Regions from separate parts of the Homo sapiens genome. Here region 1 is linked to region 2. The links are chromatin loops, found by intact Hi-C in ENCODE. Cell type or tissue: CD4-positive, alpha-beta T cell. All regions are shown on one strand. Each heading gives the region's core, and the rest is flanking DNA. Links, peaks and the distances in the headings are about the cores only.

Region 1 (2,920 bases), core at 141-2,640, 680 kb before region 2:
GACCTCGTGATCCACCCGCCTTGGCCTCCTAAAGTGCTGGGATTACAGGCGTGAGCCACCGTGCCCAGCCTAATTTTTGTAACTTTTTATAATGAGACTTACACATTGATTTAAATTATATACAGGATGCTCAGCCAGCACAAAGCTGTGGTGAGATTTGGGCCCAAGTCTCCGACTCCAGATTCCAAACCACATTAAAAAAAAAAAAATCACCTGCAGACTGCCTATAGCTTTAACAGTCTCTGTCTCCCCTTCTTCACATCCTTCCGGTGGAGAAAAGTTTGTGAATATTAAGTAAATTTGATTCAATAGACATTTTATTTTTTTGTAAAGATGATGGGGTCTTGCTATGCTGCTCAGGATGGTCTTGAACTCGTGACCTCAGGTGATCCTCCCACCTCTGTCTCCCAAAGTGCTGGAATTACAGATGTGAGCCACTGCGCCCAGCCTGGTTTGGTAGTTTCTTAAAAGTGAAAATTAGACCTACCATGTGACCCAGCCATTCCACTACTAGGTGTCTACCCAAGAAAAATAAAAGCATGTTTCCACACAAAGACTTGTATACAAATATTCATAGCAACTTTATTTGGAATAGCAAAAAAAAGGGAAAACAACCCAAACAGCCATCAGCAGGTGAATGGATAAACACATGGTGGATATCCATACAATGAAACACTGCTCAGCTGTGAAAAAGGAACAAACTATTGAAACAATATCCCTGTTCAGGAGCAGGATTTGGAGAATATAAGAAGCATATCTTTTATAATTTAAAAACTTGCTTTCTAAGATTTGAACTGAAAGATCTTTTTTGAAGATGAGTGTCATGGAATTGACATGATTTGAAGTGTTATGGCACTTCCTTTGAATAAAAAAATCAAAGTTGCTAACAAGTTCCATGTACTTAAAAATATTGGGACAGAGCGCTCAAAGCTATGAAAAGTTTTGGGCCACCCATGAATATGAGATAAGATTAACAAGAGAGGAGAAGGAAGTGAAAAATATGGCTTTCCATGCATTTCCAATTGTATGAATTACCATTGAAGGCTAGTGATGAAATGTTACTCTCTAGGAGTCAGTGTTTTCACATCTAAAAATGGTATCAGTCATAGAAAAAGCTTATCTGTCTACTGCCAAAAAGGGAAGAGGGTAATAGCACGTATTGAGCACCTACTGTATATTCAGATGAGGTCCTGCCATACGAAATTCAGTCCCCACTGTTCTGGGGGCCATGCAATCGTCTTTAGATAATAGGTGTGGGGCTAGGGGTTCCGCTGTGAAGTTACCTTCCTTCCCAGGGTGCTCAGCCAGCACAAAGCTGTGGTGAGATTTGGGTCCAGGTCTCAGACTCCAGATTCCAAACCACATTTAAAAAAATAAAATCATCACCTGCAGACTGCCTATAGCTTTGACAGTCTCTGTGTCTCCCTTTCGTTTGCATCCTTCGGGTGGAGAAAGGTTTATGAATATTTTAGTAAATTTGATTCAAAAGACATTTCTTGATTATCACATTGGTTCTCAAAGTGTGGTCCCTGGACCAGTGACATCAGCATTACCTGGGCACTCATTAGAAATGCACATTCTCAGGCCTACTCCTGACTCCCAATCCAGAAACACAGTGTGGGTCCAACAATCTGTTTTAACAAGTCCTCTGGTTCGCTCCAGGCTCCAGGGTGGGACAGTCACTGGTGCTTCTGCTGGCTGGGACAACAGGGCCCCACTGTGGAACTTGCAGCCCGTGACCCCCTCCTAACGGCTCCTCTCAGTTCCCGTGGTCCCAAAAGCCCTCTGTCCCGTGCAGGGCTGCCCCACAGTGGCCTTCCACATCCTCCTGATAGCAGAGGCCCCCGCCACCCCCAGGGCCACCTCTGCAGCTGTGCCGCAGCTTCTCTGCCCAGGCACCTGCACTGACACGGAGCACCCTGTAGGTTGTCTGCTTGAGGCCTTTACCTAAATGCTTGCCGCAGCTGTTTCTAAACTACAAAAGCACACAATCATGAAATGAGGCAGAGGTGGGCTGAGTGCCACAATGGATGCCAAGAGGAAGAGAGATGGACATGGCGCTGGGAGGCTCTGGGCACCACTGGAGGGGGGCGCTGAGTTCCCGGGCTGCCCCGGCTGGGAGAGGAGTCGAGTCTTAATCTCCTTTAAGGAAACATAATAAATAAACTACTTTGCCACTAGAGTGATTTATGTGTTGATTTGGGTGGAATCTCTTTCATGAACACATTTTATGTCTTTTTAAAAAAATTAGATTATTTCTTGGCCAGGTGTGGGCACAGGGTGGCTCATGCCTGTTATCCCAGCACTTTGGGAGGCCAAGGTGGGTGCATCACTTGAGGTCAGGAGTTGAAGATCAGCCTGGCCAACATAGTGAAACCCTGTCTCTACTAAAAATACAAAAATTTGCTGAGAGTTTGTGGCAGGTGCCTGTAATCCCAGCTACTTGAGAGGCTGAGGCAGGAGAATCGCTTGAACCCAGGAGGCAGAGGTTGCAGTGAGCTGAGATCATGCCACTGCACTCTAGCCTGGGCAACAGAATGAGACTCCATCTTATAAATAAATAAATTAGATTTCCTACCACTACAGTGAAGCATAATTTTATGATTTAGGCAACTACCCTAAAGGGAAATAAAACTAAGTGAGATTCCACATGGTCTCAGTAATACCTGTAGTGCAAAATCAAATGCTTATAGGGAGTGAAACAGAATGCGGCCGATACCTGTGGAAAAGAGTGCTTCAATTGTCTTATGTCTACGACCAGCCTAAGCTCATAGCCATACAAATATATATACCATACATGTGCTGAAACTAAGTTAAATTTCTTGTTTTTAATTGTCTTAAGTATCAAACTTGGATCATCAGAACATGTTGGAAAAACACGGCTCTGAAGCCAACTTATTAAGCACCTGTGCTGTATCGA
Region 2 (2,920 bases), core at 238-2,737:
ATATATACAAAATCAATTCACTCCTTTTCCTTGTTAAACTTTTAACATTTACTTGAGGAGCTGGAATGTGAAGGAAGCTTCTGGGAAACCAAAGGAATAATTTGCTGAAAACTAAATTCACGTACCTAACGGAGGTTTATAAACTTTGAACTTAAGCAGGATTCAGAACATGCAAGCTTGGTGAAAACCAGATATTCCTAAAACATTTAGGAACAGGACATACAGAATTACTTTCAAATGAACCACTGTAGTATGTATGTAGGTATGTATGTATTTATGTATTTATGAGACAGAGTCTTGTTCTGTCACCCAGGCTGGAGTACAGTGGCATGATCATAGCTCACTGCAGCCTTGATCACGGGCTTAAGCTATCCTCCTGCCTCAGCCTCCTGAGTAGCTGGGACTACAGACATGTACCCATGCCTAGCTAATTTATTTTTTAATTTATTTTATTTTGTAGAGACGGGGTCTCACTATGTTGCCCAGGCTGGTCTTGAACTCCTGGGCTCAAATGATCCTCCCACCTTGGCCTACCAAAGCAATGGGAGTACAGTTGTGGCCACCGTACCTGGCCAAACCACTGTAGTTTAAGTGTGTGAAAATTTTATTCAAAATCATGAAACTCACTCATAAAACATATCTGTTAAAGTTCTCTTTTAAATTCAAAACTGGATCTAACTTATTATTCTAATTTGAAGTGGAATAAAAAGCTTTACATATCTGTCTGCTTTTCATGAAACACTACAAATGACATGTTAAATAGCATAAAAAAATCCTCAGCTGACATTTTTCTTCAATTCTCAAGGAAGAAAAAGAAAATCTGAACATGGCCCCAATCTTCTTCAAAGTCCACTGTTAGCTGAATAAAAAAACAGATGTTTATTTTAAGGTCTCCTATTCATTCTTTCCTGAAGAGCCTGGCCTTGCACCTCGGCTACAAACAGTCATTTGATGTTTATCATCATATTACACTTGAATTCCAGTGCAGTTTCCTAGAGTTCACTTCCAGACTTTGCAATAACAATGACTCTAAGCAATGTTAAAGTCCTCTACTTCTACCCTTTTCCTCTCCCAATTTCCTAACTACACCAAATGCTAAACTTGCCCACATGCACACGCACACATGCCCCAAGGATGCTAAAGGCACTACGCCAATTTTTTTACATGAGAATGTATTTATCTTTTTGATCATGCACCTGGTAATGAGCATCTCCCAAGATCTTGTTTTGTCATTTTATTCCTGCCAAGAGTTAGTAACACAGATGGTTTGGTGTGTTATCCTTAGCACATCAGTAGTTTCCTGGTTCTACTCGACTTCCTTGCAGGCAAAAGTGTTTATTAATAACTTTTCTGCATATTCTTATTGCTTTCTAATTCTTAATTTTGAAATCTATGTAAAAACTAAGGGTACCGATATATGTAAAAATACCCAGGGGGGGAAACTCGGCAGAAAAAAAGGAAGAGCAAAACTTTAAAAAAATTATATGTACACTTTTATTCAAGGTTCTATACCTTAACAGTGCTATTCTAGGAAGGTGAAAAAATATATTAACACCATTTAGCAGTTACCGATTATCTTGGGGAGGCGGTCATGCACGGAACTAGGAAATCCTGAAGAACGTATTTTAAATTCATACAAAATAAGATTTCCCATATGTTCCCCCAAATAAAGCTGAAGGAAAGAAAGCATGATACTGACACAGCAAAGGACATAAAGGAACTCAATCTGAACTCAGTGGAATAAAATGTGGTCAACCACAACAGTACTTAAGTAGAGTCTTAAGTATGCATAGTTTCCTCTGAGGTAATAAACAGGATTCCCACAAACATGTGATAATATTTAGAATCTCACTAAGATGTATATGTGGGTGTGCATGACTGTGGGAGGGAAGCAGTGTGTATATACTGTTGATTTTTGTTGTTGTTGTTGTTTTTGAGATAGAGTTTTGCTCTATTACCCAGGCCGGAGTGCAGTGGCATGATCTCACTTCACTGCCACTTCCACCTCCTGGGCTCAAGCGATGCTCCTGCCTCAGCCTCCTGAGTAGCTGGGACCAAAGGTATGCACAATAATGCCAGGCGAATTTTCTGTATTTTAATAGAGACGGTTTTGCCATGTTGGCCAGGCTGGTCTCGAACTCCTGAGCTCAAAAGATCCACCTGCCTCGGCCTCCCAAAGTGCTGGGATTACAGGCGTGCGTCACTGTGCCTGGCCGCTGCTAATCATTTTTTAGTGAAGTTTTAGGATAGATCCAAAAGACTTCATGTAAAATCTAAGCACCTGCAAAAAGAATATGAAGAGCTTTATTTAAAAAAAACCATACACATAACGAAATCTTTAAACTCATAAGGAAAAGAAAGTGATGAAGTTTGATAGGGGTGGTGGTGAGAGGCAAAAAAAACCAACTGCTATAATTCAATCAAAAATTTAACTTTGGGATGTGGTGGCTCAGGCCTGTAATCCCAGCACTTTGGGATGGCAAAGCAGGAGTATCGTTTGAGCCCAGGAATTCAAGACCAGCCTGGACAACATGGTGAGACTCCATCTCTATAAAACATACGAAAATTATCTGGGTGTGGTGGCACATTCCTGTAGTCCTGGGTACTTGGGAGACTGAGGTTGGGGAATCACTTGAACCCCGGAATTCAAGGCTGCAGTGAGCTGTGATCAGGACACTGCACTCCAGCCTGGGCAACAGAATAAGACCCTGTCTCAAAAATAATAAAAATAAAAATTAACTTTGGGCTTCTAGGCAACCAAGACAAAAGGAGATGCACAGTAAGGTCGACAGATACCCTTTACTTGCTAGAGGGAAGTACACTGATAGATCTGGAAGAAGAAATTCTCTGTTGGAACAAAACTCAAGCAGCAAAATATAGACCTTTAAAGGAGTCTGGCAACAAAATATATTTCTTTGAG

The links. Hi-C counts contacts between places; a loop is a spot of excess contacts. Peaks named below come from ENCODE experiments on the same cell type or tissue, not always from the same donor. Only the 100,000 strongest peaks of a DNase experiment are listed, where the experiment ranks them.
Region 1: a loop joins it to region 2, with 6 times the contacts of the local background. A loop is called at or near these places in 1 of 110 quality-filtered maps.

The regions. Positions count from the first base shown.
Region 1 is chr2:9,936,288-9,939,207 of GRCh38, forward strand. No RefSeq gene overlaps it. Among named protein-coding and RNA genes, the nearest start is that of GRHL1, 14 kb to the right of the region's middle. RefSeq lists a silencer at 1,969-2,308. In CD4-positive, alpha-beta T cell, for the core only: no CTCF peak of the experiment used is centred there; no DNase peak of the experiment used is centred there.
Region 2 is chr2:10,618,879-10,621,798 of GRCh38, forward strand. All of the region lies in intron 13 of NOL10 (nucleolar protein 10), which reads right to left. Among named protein-coding and RNA genes, the nearest start is that of NOL10, 70 kb to the right of the region's middle. In CD4-positive, alpha-beta T cell, for the core only: no CTCF peak of the experiment used is centred there; a DNase peak (open chromatin) is centred at 1,783.